Linked DNA regions of Homo sapiens: regions 2, 3, 4 and 5 are each linked to region 1. The links are chromatin contacts, found by Hi-C in ENCODE. All regions are on one chromosome and are shown on one strand. Each heading gives the region's core, a stretch centred on a gene start or an enhancer-like site at or near the end of the contact. The rest is flanking DNA. Distances are from core to core; before and after follow the strand shown. Region 1 holds the start of CADPS2 (calcium dependent secretion activator 2). Region 2 holds the start of AASS (aminoadipate-semialdehyde synthase). Region 3 holds the start of NDUFA5 (NADH:ubiquinone oxidoreductase subunit A5). Region 4 has its middle 65 kb from the start of FEZF1-AS1. Region 5 holds the start of FEZF1 (FEZ family zinc finger 1).

The links. Hi-C counts contacts between places; a loop is a spot of excess contacts on that map. Pooled maps may share reads with other maps.
Region 2: a map of ascending aorta shows a loop between it and region 1 (3-fold over the local background). The contact joins the promoter of AASS here to the promoter of CADPS2 in region 1. A Hi-C loop is called at or near these places in 3 of 168 maps with a recorded cell type or tissue (aorta, ascending aorta and endothelial cell of umbilical vein) and 13 of 50 pooled maps.
Region 3: a loop to region 1 is called in a map of esophagus muscularis mucosa, with 4 times the contacts of the local background. The contact joins the promoter of NDUFA5 here to the promoter of CADPS2 in region 1. A Hi-C loop is called at or near these places in 1 of 168 maps with a recorded cell type or tissue (esophagus muscularis mucosa), 1 of 37 single-sample maps with no recorded cell type and 12 of 50 pooled maps.
Region 4: a map of HCT116 shows a loop between it and region 1 (2.9-fold over the local background). The contact joins the enhancer-like site here to the promoter of CADPS2 in region 1. A Hi-C loop is called at or near these places in 2 of 168 maps with a recorded cell type or tissue (HCT116 and PC-9).
Region 5: a loop to region 1 is called in a map of A673, with 5 times the contacts of the local background. The contact joins the promoter of FEZF1 here to the promoter of CADPS2 in region 1. A Hi-C loop is called at or near these places in 2 of 168 maps with a recorded cell type or tissue (A673 and endothelial cell of umbilical vein), 1 of 37 single-sample maps with no recorded cell type and 7 of 50 pooled maps.

Annotation. Positions count from the first base shown.
Region 1 is chr7:122,885,083-122,887,838 of GRCh38, forward strand. CADPS2 (calcium dependent secretion activator 2) reads right to left here and starts at 1,378. Exons shown (of 30, transcript NM_017954.11): 1 at 917-1,378. The coding sequence starts at 1,255. RefSeq lists an enhancer at 666-715 and silencers at 1,076-1,205, 1,246-1,295, 1,306-1,385, 1,456-1,615, 1,626-1,785.
Region 2 is chr7:122,142,808-122,145,563 of GRCh38, forward strand. AASS (aminoadipate-semialdehyde synthase) reads right to left here and starts at 1,442. Exons shown (of 24, transcript NM_005763.4): 1 at 1,354-1,442. LOC102724527 (a long non-coding RNA gene) reads left to right here and starts at 1,607. Exons shown (of 6, transcript XR_007060500.1): 1 at 1,607-1,689. RefSeq lists enhancers at 266-771, 1,773-1,822 and a silencer at 1,073-1,272.
Region 3 is chr7:123,556,391-123,559,146 of GRCh38, forward strand. It overlaps NDUFA5 (NADH:ubiquinone oxidoreductase subunit A5), which reads right to left and starts at 1,428. Exons shown (of 5, transcript NM_005000.5): 1 at 1,385-1,428; 2 at 1,014-1,058. The coding sequence starts at 1,405. RefSeq lists enhancers at 558-1,136, 701-1,900, 1,137-1,715, 1,456-1,505, 1,766-1,905.
Region 4 is chr7:122,237,645-122,240,400 of GRCh38, forward strand. No RefSeq gene overlaps it. Among named protein-coding and RNA genes, the nearest start is that of FEZF1-AS1, 65 kb to the right of the region's middle. Within about 2 kb of position 1,320, at least 2 of the 41 ENCODE cell types and tissues checked have a DNase peak (open chromatin) inside an H3K27ac peak, as active enhancers do; they include HCT116, where a contact is called at or near this core.
Region 5 is chr7:122,303,500-122,306,255 of GRCh38, forward strand. It overlaps FEZF1 (FEZ family zinc finger 1), which reads right to left and starts at 1,251. Exons shown (of 4, transcript NM_001024613.4): 1 at 138-1,251. The coding sequence starts at 938. FEZF1-AS1 (FEZF1 antisense RNA 1) reads left to right here and starts at 159. Exons shown (of 7, transcript NR_036484.1): 1 at 159-769; 2 at 1,074-1,244; 3 at 1,789-2,756.

The DNA of each region.
Region 1 (2,756 bases), core at 128-2,627:
CAGGTTCAGCATTCTATTAAAAAGATTTCCTAGAGTTTGTATTGTAAACATTTAACCACTTAGGACAATTTGAGTCATTACTCGTGTCTGGTACAGAACATCAGGCCCCTGGGGTCTTGTTTTGAAACTCAAGTTGGCCAGCCTTTCACCTGAAACAAACTTCTTACCTTTTGGGGGAGAATAAGCATTTTGTTCCCCAAAAAAGCATTTGGAAAGCATTTGTTATGAAGTGATCATGCACCAATCCTTTATCTTTCATCAGTAATAGTATATTTCATTAATCAGGCCTGCCCAGACCAGAAATTACTTACCCACAAACACTTTACAAAGCTGCATGCCTTCTCGGTGTTTGGATTTGATGTCCTGGTTGTATGACAATATAGGAAACGTATTAATTTAACTTTTTTATTCACTGAGGAAAATTTCTACCCCTCTTAAGTGAAGACTTCACTCTAGCTAAGAGAAGTACTCGGGCTCCACCTGTTTCGCCTAGCTACAACACTCATTCAGACCCTCGGCAAACCCAGCTCTAGCAATATCACGCCAGGCTAGGTGGACAGGAATGCACCAGTGCTGTTGGAAATTAAAGTTGATGGGAGTTGCATTCTAATCCGGCCAGAGCTGCGCCTGCCGGGTGCAACCGCGGCGCGGCCGGCGCTGTCGGTCTCTGTCTCACGGATGGTGAGCTGACAGCTCCTGCCAGCCCAGGCGGGGAGGAGGAGAAGAGGTGTCCGCTGCAGCCGCATACCCGGCGGGTGAAAGCACCGTCTTGTCCCCAAAGATTCCTCTGCCCTCAGAGACTAACAAAAATACGGTGTCCTGCGTTTCGCAGAAGGACGGGAGGCGTCCCAGAGCTCTCCCGGGAGAAAAACCCAGGGAGAAGTGGTGGTAGGAGGCGCCCGGTCCCGCAACTCACCTTCTGCTGCCTCCGGGCCATGTCGGTGGGCTGCTTGGCGTTGAAGGGGTACGCGATGCACCTCACGACGAAGACGTAGAGCTGCAGGCGGATCCTCCGCTCCTGCTCATCGTCCAGCTGCCGCTGGGGCTCGTCTCGCCCCTCGCTGAGCACAGAGGGGCTCGGGCTCACAGATCTGGCCGCGCCGCCGCCGCCCGCGCGCCCCGGCGCGTCCCGCCGCCCTTCCCGAGTCGGGGCTGGAGGAGCTCGCTGCGAGCTGCCGGCTGCCACCAGCACATCGCGGCTTTCCTCTTCCAGCCCCTCGTCCGACTCCTCTTCGCTGGAAGACGGGTCCAGCATGGTGCTCGGGGATCCCCGCCGCTCGGCCCGCGGTCCCCAAGCGCCTCACCCCCGGCGGCTGCGCCCGCGGGTCTGAGGGAGCCGCGGGGCTGGCTGCAGCGGCCGCAGAACGAAAGGAAAACTGGCCAGGGCTTTCCGGACACGTCGAGTTAGATTCAGGAGTGTTTCCTACCACCAGGGCGAAAGGGGCGGGCAGGAGCCGGGAGGAGGATTGGGAGGGGGGAGAGGGGGAGCCGCCGGGACTGAATAGGCGGAGTTAGCGTTGGGGGTGAGCTTGGGCGCCTCAGGAATTGCTCCGCCAGCCCCGGGCGCGCCGACCCAGCGGTTCCCCAGAGCCCGCCGGCAGAGGCGGAGCCGCCCGAGCGCCCGGACGCAGGTGGGGAACCTGTGGCGCCTACAACAAGCAACACGTGGAATTGAATGTTGAAGAGCCGCGCGGGGCCGCGGAGTGCGCGTGCGCGCGCCGCCGCTGCTGCCCGGGCCCGCCTGGAGCCCTAGCACACAGTTTGCAAAGGCGGGGAGCGGCCGAGCGCGATGGCCCGTGTAAGCGTCCACCGGGGCTGCTCCGACTACCCTCACCCTACCACCTGTGATCTTTTCTCCAGCAGGTGGAGGTGGAATGGGGAGCGGGGAGGGACTGTTCCCTAGCAAGAGGTTAGGGGGAGCGGCCGAGACATCTCCCCAACCCGAATCGGCTGCCTAGGATTGAACCCCAGCGCGGAAAAGCGGGACTGGAGCCCTTCACCACGAAGTATCTTTGCGACAAGACTTTGAAAAGTCTCACTCTGCTCTGCTGCCGTTTTGATACTCATGCTGAAGCCCAAATTATAAAAGTCGGAGTAATGAAAAAAAAAAGAAAACCAACGAGGCTTACTTTTTAAACTGTTCTAGTCCTGCAGACTCAAGGCAAGAGAGATTTTATATGTGCAAAATGATACTGATTCAGCTCAAACATATCTCGATTATTTTCTGGGTTGGGATGCAGTTGACTCAAAACAGGTTGTGTAGTGTGGACATTTATTCAACAAAGATTTGAGCGCCCTCCCGGTGTCCAGCACTGTTAGCCTTTTGCGGAGCCCGCGGTGACTAAGGCACATGACACTCAGTCGCTGGTGGTTCTGGCCTCAAGTCGGCGTCTTGTAGCTGCGCTGAAGCCTGCCTTATCTGCGCAGATTTCTCAGTCCTAGTGCTGGAACCACCTAGGAGTTTCTTATAGTAATTCTGTATCTTATGTCCTAAGTCCTGACAGAGGGGGAAATAGGCAAAACAATGCATTCAACACCAGGTGGAGTGTGCAGCGACCAGGTGGGCAGGGAGGTGATGAAGTTCAGTGGAAATAACACAGGGCAAATTAACTACCAGCTCTGAGCTCCTCTACCACCATGGTCAAACAGCAGTTTTAGCTTTTTCAGGCCACTTTCATATAGTTAGGTACACAAGAGAGACTTCTGCACTTACTGACATTCTCTCTAGATGGGTAAAAGACAAGGAGGCATTTACT
Region 2 (2,756 bases), core at 192-2,691, 740 kb before region 1:
GGCTTCTTAAACACCAAAGATCATTTCCAAAATTCCGAACCAAGGTCTGTTAAACGACTAGTGAGAAAAAAAATTCAATGACAAATAAACCAAAGTTCTGATCACGCCATCATCAATAACAAGTGAAACTGATAACAAATATGATTATCTGAAGAGTGGGAAAATGATTCAGGTAAATTGGCTTCAATTTTTGTCCACCTAACTCATTTTGCAGAATGGCCACCAGGTTACACAGTCAAGTCATGTAGCCCTAGATTCACTCATCTTCATGGGAAAAAAAGAAGAGGGGAGTGCAGGGGACAAAACAGACAAACCCAGAAACACCAAAGTGCCATCAGTGTTTTGGGATTTTTTTTAATACAGTATTGGAAAGCCGCAGCTTCAGTCAAGGACCATTCCGTCCTGTGTATAACTACATCTCACAGCTGCACCTTCCCCACTGATAACCCACAACATCAAAAAATGTTAATCCTTGTTCAAGTTACTGAACTAATTCATTCTCTCTCGCGCTCGAGCGCTCTTTCTCTCTCTCTCTTCCGCTCCCCCCACCCCCATTCCCCTGAAATCAATGTCTGAAAAGCACATTTCTTCTTCTGAAGCTGTCAGGATAGACAGACATTCAGCCCCATTCAACCGAGGAGGGTGGGTAAACTGCTTCTCCCCGCGCCCCGTCCCGCGCGAGCGCTCACAATGGGCTGCATAGTCCCGCAGGGGCTGAAGAGTTCAGGAAACCCAGACTTGCAAGGCGCCCAACTTCCACCCATCTCCGATCCTTGCTGGAGAATGGGTCTGTGTCTCGGAGAGTGGGCAGCCCAAGATGGACAAGGAGAGAAGTTTGTGATCAGTTTGGCTAAGCTGGGCGTGGGGAGGGAAGGGGGAAAGAACCACCCCGAAATCTCCATCCACCGCCCCCTCAGCCAGCCGTCCCCTCTAAGCACGCCGTCCACAAATTAACAAGCCGTTGTTTCCTCAGCTTCATCAGTTCTTTATTCCCCAGCCACAGCACCACCACTGTCCGCCAAAAAAGAAAGAAAAGAAATCCGAATTGCAATCCCTCGCCTTTCTACTTAGAAATGCTGGAGCTGCGCTGACCGCTCTCCCTCCCTTCCTCGCAGTGAAACTCTCTGCGTTTCCGCTCTCCCTCCATTCCTCGCAGGGAGGCCCGAATGCTCGCCGCCTTCTCCCTCTCTCGGCCCGGCCGGGGTCGCCTCGCGGCGCCGGGACCCGAAGGCCAGGCTCGCGGGCCCCTCCCAGCGACAGCCCGAGCCCGGCCCGCTATCTCCACCGCATCTCACAGGCTGAGCCCACCCGCGCGTCTGCTCAGCTCTCCGCGGGGACCTCTCCTCTCCTCACCTCGTCCGCTCTGGGGCGCCGACTTGTCCCCCGCCGCCTCGAATCTTCCGAGTCGCTGCAGGGGAGGCTCCGAATTCCTAGAAGAAACTGGGATGGAAGGCCGGGAAGTAGGAGGTGTTTGCTCAACTTCTGAGGACGTCACGCCTCTGCCTCCCGTAGCCAATCAGCAGCCGCCCTGAGGGAACAACCTTCTCATCTGCCAATCGGCGGCGCTGCCAGTTGCTACGTCATGCCCGGCCCCTGCTCCTCCCCAAGATCCTTCTGTCTCTGATCTCTGATCTCTGACCTGCGTTCTTAGCTGGGACGTCGAGTTCTCCCAGGATAATTATCGACCAGGTTTGTAACTGTCCGTGGCAGAAGGCGGGCGGGGACGGAAAGCAACGAAAATAGTCTGGGCATTACGCTCTAAATAGAGGTGCACATCTCCTGGGGAAAAGTTGCGAGCGCCGGTACCTCACGTTTGTTTAGCTATAGACACTTTTCAAAGCATTTCACCGCCTTGTCACAACCCTGTGAAGCCAGATAACAGTTCTTACAACAGTTTTAGAAGCCAGCAAGCGGAGAATCTGAGAAATTAAAACTGAGTGTGTTCATGTGCATATGGCAATGTCCAATGTTATTGAAAAGTCCTAACTACCTAGGAGGCCTGGAGGGAGGGGGAAAACGTATTTCATAGACACTAGCCCCAGCACTAGGAACTGAAGAATCGTCTGAAGCCCAGCTGTGATTCCCCAAGGCGTCAACGGTCAGAAGTTAATCTTCCCTCCTGTTTTTACAACTTTCTCCACCACTTACTCTTCTTATACCTGCCATAGATGTATTTAGCTACTGAACTCCTATGTCAACAATCTATAGCCAGAACGTTCTTGAGACTCCACTCATATCTCCAATTGCAGAGAAAATTATTTATTTATTTATTTGTGGTAGACATGGGGTCTCGCTGTGTTGACCAGGACACTGGTCTGGAACTCCTAGCCTCAAGCTATCCTCCCACCTCGTCCTCCCAAAGCACTGGGATTACAGGTGTTAGCCACTGTGCCCAACCCCAAATTAGAATTTTATCTGTAAGTAGAGTTGGAATTTTCTTCTGTATCTTCAGCTTCACATTTCCAAAATCGGATCCCTTATCATTCTTGGAAAGTCTTCCAAAGGCTGTGTAGTGGTTCACACCTGTAATCTCAGCACTTTGGGAGACTGAGGCTGGAGAATCACTTGAGCCCAGGAGTTTAAGACTAACCTGGGCAACGTAGCAAGACCTGTGTCTACTAAAAATAAAAATAATAAAAATAAATAAAATTTTAAAAAGCCAGGTGTAGTGGCACATACCTGTGGTCCCAACTACTTAGGAGGCTAAGGTGGAAGGATCACTTGAGCCGCAGGATGTTGAGGCTGCAGTGAGCCAT
Region 3 (2,756 bases), core at 178-2,677, 670 kb after region 1:
TTCTCTATTTGGATTTGCTCTCTCTTGGTGACAGAGTACAGGTCCAAAAGAAAAGGTCCAAGAACTAAATCCTGACTAACTCAAATTTTAAAAGTGGGCATAAGAGAAATAACCAGAAAAAGAGAAAGCCAAAGAGTAGGGGGAAAAAATCAGGAGACTGGGGGAGTCCTGAAGCCCAGTAAAGAAAGCGCATGATGGAAAAAGTGTCAAATGTGTCAAAAAAAAAAAAACGCTGCTATTAGGTCAATGAAGGTGAGAAACATAAGCTGACCATTGGATTTGGCAACATGGAGATAACTGGTGAACTTGAAAAGAGCGTGATGGAAAAAGTGTCAAATGTGTCAAAAAACGCTGCTATTAGGTCAATGAAGGTGAGAAATATGAGCTGACCATTGGATTTGGCAGCATGGAGATAATTGGTGAACTTGAAAAACGCCAAGGGTGACTGAGTGCATTCAAGGGTGAATAAGAAAGAAATTGGAGAAAATAGAGATAACTCTTTTGAGTTATCTGTAAAGTGAAGCAAAGAAATGGTGTGATTATAGAAGGGACAAGAAGAATAAAAAAATTTTGTGGGTTTTTTTGATGAAAACATTCGTGAATACAGATGGAAAAGACCTAACAGAAGGAAAAGGGGGCAGTACCTTTAGTAAGCCTAAATATATGTAATCCAACGCACCTAAGCAGAAACGGTAAGGCAAGGAGAAAAGATGGAAAACGGAGATATAAATTTGAGATGGCGCTGACAGAAGCAAGCACAAGTGAAGCCATGAAAATGTCAAGGAAAAAGTCAACAAGAAAACTGGCTTAATAAAGAGGTCATGGCAAAAATAAATAAAAATGTGACATCGGATCAACGAAGTAGGTGGACAGCGCCCGTGTCTCAAGAGCTCACGCGGCTTGTAATTAAGGGCTTGAAACATCTGTATCCCGTTAACCCTGCAATAAGCAAAGTGACAGGAATTTAGTCTTCCTTGGGAATTCAAGAACGAAGAAAGAACAAAGGTACATACCTCGTGAGGAGTATTGCACACAGCCAATCCCACAAGGCCAGTGGTCTGTTCAAAAACAAAACACGATTCATGCTGTTTACTACGGTTTCCATACATCCAGCACGCTAAGGAAATACAAAACCACGAATCCCCCGGCTAAAACTGGTCTAAAGCCAGCTACTGGTCTCTCAGTCTCGCTTGTTTGGAGCTTTTTTCCTGACTCTCGGAGCGGAACCACTAACCTGCCCTACCCGGTAAGGCATGCAGAACGAGTCCCCGAAAAGCACCGCCGAGCCCGCGACAGTAGGGGTCAACACCCGCGGGAAGTAGGGCTATCGGACTGAGTCTACCCCCACAGTCTAAATTCCAACAGTGACCTCCATTCGTCTCACCTTCTTCAGCACACCCGCCATGACAGCGCCAACGACTCGGTGACGCACAACCCTTTGGGAACAATTCTCAGACCTGCTCAATCGACCACCGAGGTCGCCACTCTGTCACCCTGGAAACAGCTTAGCTCCACCCCTTCAGGATCGCCAAAGGAGCAAAGACTCTGCCCCGCCCATCTTAAAAGAGAAAAATTGACGCATGCGCGATGGGCATACAAGCCTAAAGCTAAGCTAGAAGACGATTGGGGAAAGAAAGGGTTTCCCAGCTGTCTGTTCCTGTTCCTGCCACTGCTGACGGCTTGCCCAAAGATTGAGGGAAACACTCCCAACTACCAAAAAACTCCAGTCGCTGTAGGAACCTGCACTGTGCTTAACCGTTGATGCATTCCTCAACCTTCCTTTCTCAGTTTAGTAAAATGAAAGTGATAACGGAGCTTGAGCATCCTCTGAATTGATCTCTCAACAGCAAGTTAGTTCTTCGCACAAGGATATCAGTATTCTCTGTGTCTTACGAACCAAAGCCCTATGGAGTGTGAGGTCATTTTCCATCGCTCTTTTCGATTTCACTGGCTGAAATACATCATCTTATTTCCAGATGAAATGATATCAGACCATACCACTTTTTCCTACCTCCACAAACACTGACCACTCACTATGTGTCAGTTACTGGGACATAATTTCTAAAATGGGATTTCACATCCTGGAATTCAAAGAATAATGAAGAAGGCGTGTATTAATAAATAATTTGGTAACTGTTCTAAAAGAAGTTGATGCAAAGTGTGATGGTACCAGGGAAAAGGAAATAACTAAAAAGCGTGGGTGACTTTCTAAAAAGTCAGTAGGAGAAAAGAACAAATTGAGAAAACACAAGTACAAAGGAAAAGAGGTTAAAAATGTATATATAAATTCCAGGTGATTTTATGTGATTGGAAAGGTGGGTTTGATTGTTAAGGTAAACTGGTTAAGATTATGAAAGGTGTTGTTTGCCATTATACAAAATTTGAATTTTACTTTTTAAGGAATGGGAACAATGAGAAGACTTTTAAGCTTCTAAGTGACACCATCAAATTTATGTTTCAGATATACAAACAACTTAGGCAACAGTTGAAGAGAATGAGTTGGAAGAGATGAGGCCTTTCATTAGAGGCATGAGACTAGAAAAAATGAAAGCTAAACCAAAAGCAAACAGAAGAAAGGAAATATTAAAGATTAGAAAAGAAGGAGACAGAATATCAATAAAGAAAATCAATGAAACCAGGAATTGGTTCCCTAAAAGGATCAACAAAATTGGCAAACCTTTAGTGAAACTAAGAAAAAAAAGAGAGAAGATTTAATACAAGCAAGAATAAAAGAACCATCACTAATAGCCTTGCTG
Region 4 (2,756 bases), core at 70-2,569, 650 kb before region 1:
TAATCCCAGCACTTTGAGAGGCTGAAGCAGGAGGATCACTTGAGCCCAGGAGTTCAAGACCAACCTGGGAAACATAGCAAGACCTTGTTTCTACCAAAAAAAAAAAAAAAAATTAAATAGCTGGGCATGGTGACATACACTTGTAGTCTCAGCCACTTGGGAGGCTGAAGTGGGAGGATCACTTGAGCCTAGAAGTTCAAGGCTGCCATGAGCTATGATCACACCACTGCACTCCAGCCTGGGTGACAGAGCAAGACCCTGTCACCAAGAAATAAAGCCTAATACATTTATTGTATCGACAAATATAAATGGCATATATTCATCTACTAAAAGAAAAACTCTCATATTGGGTACAATTTTTAAATTGTATATTGTGTATATGAGACATCTAAAACAATGTGATTCACAAAAGATTAAAAAACAAGAATATATAAATACAGTCACGCAAAGCTAACTGAAACAAGAGTTAAAATATAATCTTTTTTAATATATAAATATTAATTGGAGACCACATTTGCTGAGTGCTGTGTGCCAGGAATGTGCTTTACATAAATGATACGTTAAATCCTAAAAACAGCCCTCTGAAGCGTATTGGCCACATTTTACAGATGAAGGAACTGAAGCACAGAGAGATTTAAAAACGTATTCAAAGTTGTATAACTGGTCATCAGAGGAGACAGAATTCCAACCCAAATTTTCTAGCTCTAGATCCTGTCTAGCAGCAATATTCTGTCTTTACAGTTAAAAAAATAAAAGAACTATTTAAAATGTATAATTTTAGTTGCACAGAACTTTTTTTAGAAAGGATACACTAGAAATTATCAAAATAGTAGTTACCTTTACAGAGAATGACTAGGAATGAAAAGAGGATTTTAGGGCGGAGGAGCCAAGATGGCCGAATAGTAACAGCTCCCGTCTACAGCTCCCAGCGTGAGCGACGCAGAAGACGGGTGATTTCTGCATTTCCATCTGAGGTACCGGGTTCATCTCACTAGGGAGTGCCAGACAGTGGGCACAGGTCAGTGGGTGCGTGCACCGTGCGCGAGCCGAAGCAGGGCGAGGCATTGACACACTTGGGAAGCACAAGGGGTCAGGGAGTTCCCTTTCTGAGTCAAAGAAAGGGGTGACGGACGGCACCTGGAAAATCGGGTCACTCCCACCTGAATACTGCGCTTTTCCGACGGGCTTAAAAAACGGTGCACCACGAGATTATATCCTGCACCTGGCTCAGAAGGTCCTACGCCCATGGAGTCTCGCTGATTGCTAGCACAGCAGTCTGAGATCAAACTGCAAGGCGGCAGCGAGGCTGGGGGAGGAGCGCCCGCCATTGCCCAGCCTTGATTAGGTAAACAAAGCAGCCAGGAAGCTACAACTGGGTGGAGCCCACCACAGCTCAAGGAGGCCTGCCTGCCTCTGTAGGCTCCACCTCTGGGGGCAGGGCACAGACAAACAAAAAGACAGCAGTAACCTCTGCAGACTTAGGTGTCCCTGTCTGACAGCTTTGAAGAGAGCAGTGGTTCTCCCAGCACGCAGCTGGAGATCTGAGAACCGGCAGACTGCCTCCTCAAGTGGGTCCCTGACCCCTGACCCCCGAGCAGCCTAACTGGGAGGCACCCCCCAGCAAGGGCACACTGACACCTCACATGGCAGGGTATTCCAACAGACCTGCAGCTGAGGGTCCTCTCTGTTAGAAGGAAAACTAACAAACAGAAAGGACATCCACACCAAAAACCCATCTGTACATCACCATCATCAAAGACCAAAAGTAGATAAAACCCCAAAGGTGGGGAAAAAACAGAACAGAAAAACTGGAAACTCTAAAACGCAGAGTGCTTCTCCTCCTCCAAAGGAACGCAGTTCCTCACCAGCAACGGAACAAAGCTGGATGGAGAATGACTTTGACGAGCTGAGAGAAGAAGGCTTCAGACGATCAAATTACTCTGAGCTACGGGAGGACATTCAAACCAAAGGCAAAGAAGTTGAAAACTTTGAAAAAATTTTAGAAGAATGTATAACTAGAATAACCAATACAGAGAAGTGCTTAAAGGAGCTGATGGAGCTGAAAACCAAGGCTCGAGAACTACGTGAAGAATGCAGAAGCCTCAGGAGCCGATGCGATCAACTGGAAGAAAGGGTATCAGCAATGGAAGATGAAAGGAATGAAATGAAGTGAGAAGGGAAGTTTAGAGAAAAAAGAATAAAAAGAAATGAGCAAAGCCTCCAAGAAATATGGGACTATGTGAAAAGACCAAATCTACGTCTGATTGGTGTCCCTGAAAGTGATGGGGAGAATGGAACCAAGTTGGAAAACACTCTGCAGGATATTATCCAGGAGAACTTCCCCAATCTAGCAAGGCAGGCCAACGTTCAGATTCAGGAAATACAGAGAACGCCACAAAGATACTCCTCAACAAGAGCAACTCCAAGACACATAATTGTCAGATTCACCAAAGTTGAAATGAAGGAAAAAATGTTAAGGGCAGCCAGAGAGAAAGGTTGGGTTACCCTCAAAGGGAAGCCCATCAGACTAACAGCTGGTCTCTCGGCAGAAACCCTACAAGCCAGAAGAGAGTGGGGGCCAATATTCAACATTCTTAAAGAAAAGAATTTTCAACCCAGAATTTCACATCCAGCCAAACTAAGCTTCATAAGTGAAGGAGAAATAAAATCCTTTACAGACAAGCAAATGCTGAGAGATTTTGTCACCACCAGGCCTGCCTTACAAGAGCTCCTGAAGGAAGCACTAAACATGGAAA
Region 5 (2,756 bases), core at 1-2,500, 580 kb before region 1:
AGGAAGGAAGGAAGGAAGGAAGGAAGGAAGGAAGGAAGGAGGGAGGGAAGGAAGGAGGGAAGGAGGGAGGGAGGGAGGGAAGGAAGGAAGGAAGGAAGGGAGGGAAGGAAAGGATCTCCGTTTTGCATTGTACTTGCCTTTCCACACACTTCGCAAGTGAAAACTTTGGGCTTGGCATTAGGAGAGCCTCGGCTGAAATCCGAGGTTTTGAACGCGATTTTTTCCGACAGAAGCTGGGCGCTTTCTTTCATGTAATGCTGCAGCTGAGCCTGGGACAGGTCTTTGAAAGCTACTCCAGAAGGGTATTTCTCCACCGCCGGGACCACCAGTTTATTCCTTTCGGCTAAATACGTTTTTGGCTGCGGGTGCAAAGGGGAACTGAGGAAGTAGGAGGCCACCGGGTGGATGTTCACGCCGGCTGCCGGGTGGCATGGGCCGTCACCTCGGTTCAGGTAGCACAAGGCGCCCATGGCGTGGAATGAAGAGTGGTTGACCACACGCGGCCTTACCAGCTTGTACTGCTGCAGCGGCAGCGCGTCGCGGGCCAGGTCGCCCTTGAGACTCAGTGCGCAGTTGAGCAGGTCGCTGCAGCTGAATGCGGGAGCCGAGGGCACCGCCGCGGGCGCCGCCGGGGCCTCCAGACTGGCCTTCCGCGGCTCGGAGCCCGTCACTCCTGCCTTGGGGCTCGTGTCGTAGGCCACAGGCACGAAGGGGATCATGCAGGGGATCGACGAGTTGAGATGCAGAGAGTGCTTGGGTTCCCCCTTGGGTAAGGCTCCCTGCAGGAAGTGGGGGACTGGCAGGGCCTTGGGCTCTGGGGTGCGCGCCATGATTCGTTCAATGGAGAAAGCCAAGGGTTTGGACGTGCTCATCATGTTGCCCCGAGCTGGAGCAGTCGCTAACATTTTGGTAGTCGCGTTGTGGCAGCTACTGTCCATGTCTGAGTCGCCAGCGTCCGTCAGCCGGGGCTGGGTTGCGCCGTCCGTTGCCTTGTTCCCTGCTTGTCACAGACCTGCGGAGAGGGGGACGGGCACCATCACCACCAGTAGCCTCCTCCTCCTCCTCCTCCCCAGCATCACCAGCCGAACCTGCCTGCCCAGCCCAATGGACTCCTGCCAGCCCATCGCAGAGTTCTTGGCGCACCAATGACTCGGGGACAATCACTACTTATTTCTATCAATAGAAAGTGTTGTGTCAATAACGCAGCCAAGATCTCGCCAATCGTTAACTTCCAAGAGGAGAAGGTAAACTAGATAATTGCTCAATTCGCTTCCAACAGTCAACAGGAAAACTTTTTTTTTTTTCATCTGCAGTCAGTAACTACTTTTCATTGGTGAGTGAGGTTCCCCGCCCAGAAAAGGCGGGGGCGCTTTCACCCGCTTGGCGCGCCCTCCCCTCTGCGCACACACTCTGCCGCGCACACTTCACTACCCTCCGCACCCCCCCATCCCCACCCCCCTTTTGCTTCCTCTGCCTTTCTAATTCTCAATCTGCTTAACCAGGCTTTAGAGGCCAAGCAAATCTGAGATCAATTTTCTCGTTTAGCTCTAAGTGACATCATCTAAAATCATTGTGCAAGGGCTAAATAAGGAAACGGAGTCTAATTCAGGGGCAAACGCCAGGCTATATTTATCAAACGCCAAGCTCCAGAAAGCCTCGGCTAGGAAGCCTCGGCAGTGAAATCCGAGGTTTCGCTGCTTGGTTCCACTGGGCCTGGGTGGGCCGGGCTGGGCCGGGCTGGGCCGGGTCAGATCTGTGCCACCTCCGCAGACCTATTTCTTCCTCCAGGGCTCGGGGTTGCCCGCTCCCGGAATCCCGGAGTCTCCGCGGCCCGAACCGAGTCTGGACCATTTAGAAGACGCCGGCAGGTAACTGGCCTCCCCAAACGCCCCGAAAATTAAAAGCCTTAGGAGGCTTGTTCTGTGTTTGTGGTTTTGTAAAGGCAATGCCCGCGGCAATAGGCCTGGGAAAGTCGCACTTTCATCCACAAAGTTGAGGAGTTGCAAGGAATAATTGGGTGTCACACCACAAGCAACCTTGACTCGATCGGACCCCACCCAGGATACACACAGACGCGCGCGCGCGCACGCTTCCGAGTTTCCATTGAGAGTCTGGAAAGAGCATTTCTTTCTTAAGTACCTGCGCTCAGCTAGAGCTCTCCCGGAGCATTTTAAATACTGAATGCCGAGCGGAGAAGGGAAACAGAGTGTATTAATCCCCACTCCGGTTGCCGGTGTCTGCAAGCCTCCTCTAAGCAGCGCAGGCGGCAGCCTGGATGTCTGTGCGCATCAAGGAGACTTGCCGGCGCCAGAGTTGTGTCCACAGGTGCACTTGTGCCTCCCAAAGAGCGCGCGTAGAGACCATTTCCCCTGCAACGCCCCCCAGCCGAACACCCGCCGGGTGTGGCACCTCGGCCGAAACTCCTGGGGCGGCGCGGTGGAGCGTGTGGAGGTTTCCGGGAAGACGCCTACGGCTGCGGCTCCGACTGTGCGGGCTCCCGCCGCCCAGGCAAGAGCGTCCAGGAGCGCGCTGGAAGCTGCGGCGCGCACCTTCCCCGGCGCAGTCTCTTGCCAGCCGGCGATCACGCAGAGCTGAACCCCGCAGCTAGGCGCGCAGGAAGGGCTGCACAGAGTTTGAAGACACGGCAGCTGTAAGCTGGCGTGAGGAGGCCAAAGGAGCGCGCAGAGCTGCAAGCAAAGGGCGGTGGGGCCTGGACCCTGAAGTGAGTGGCCGACCGCAGCAGCTCAAGGTGCCAT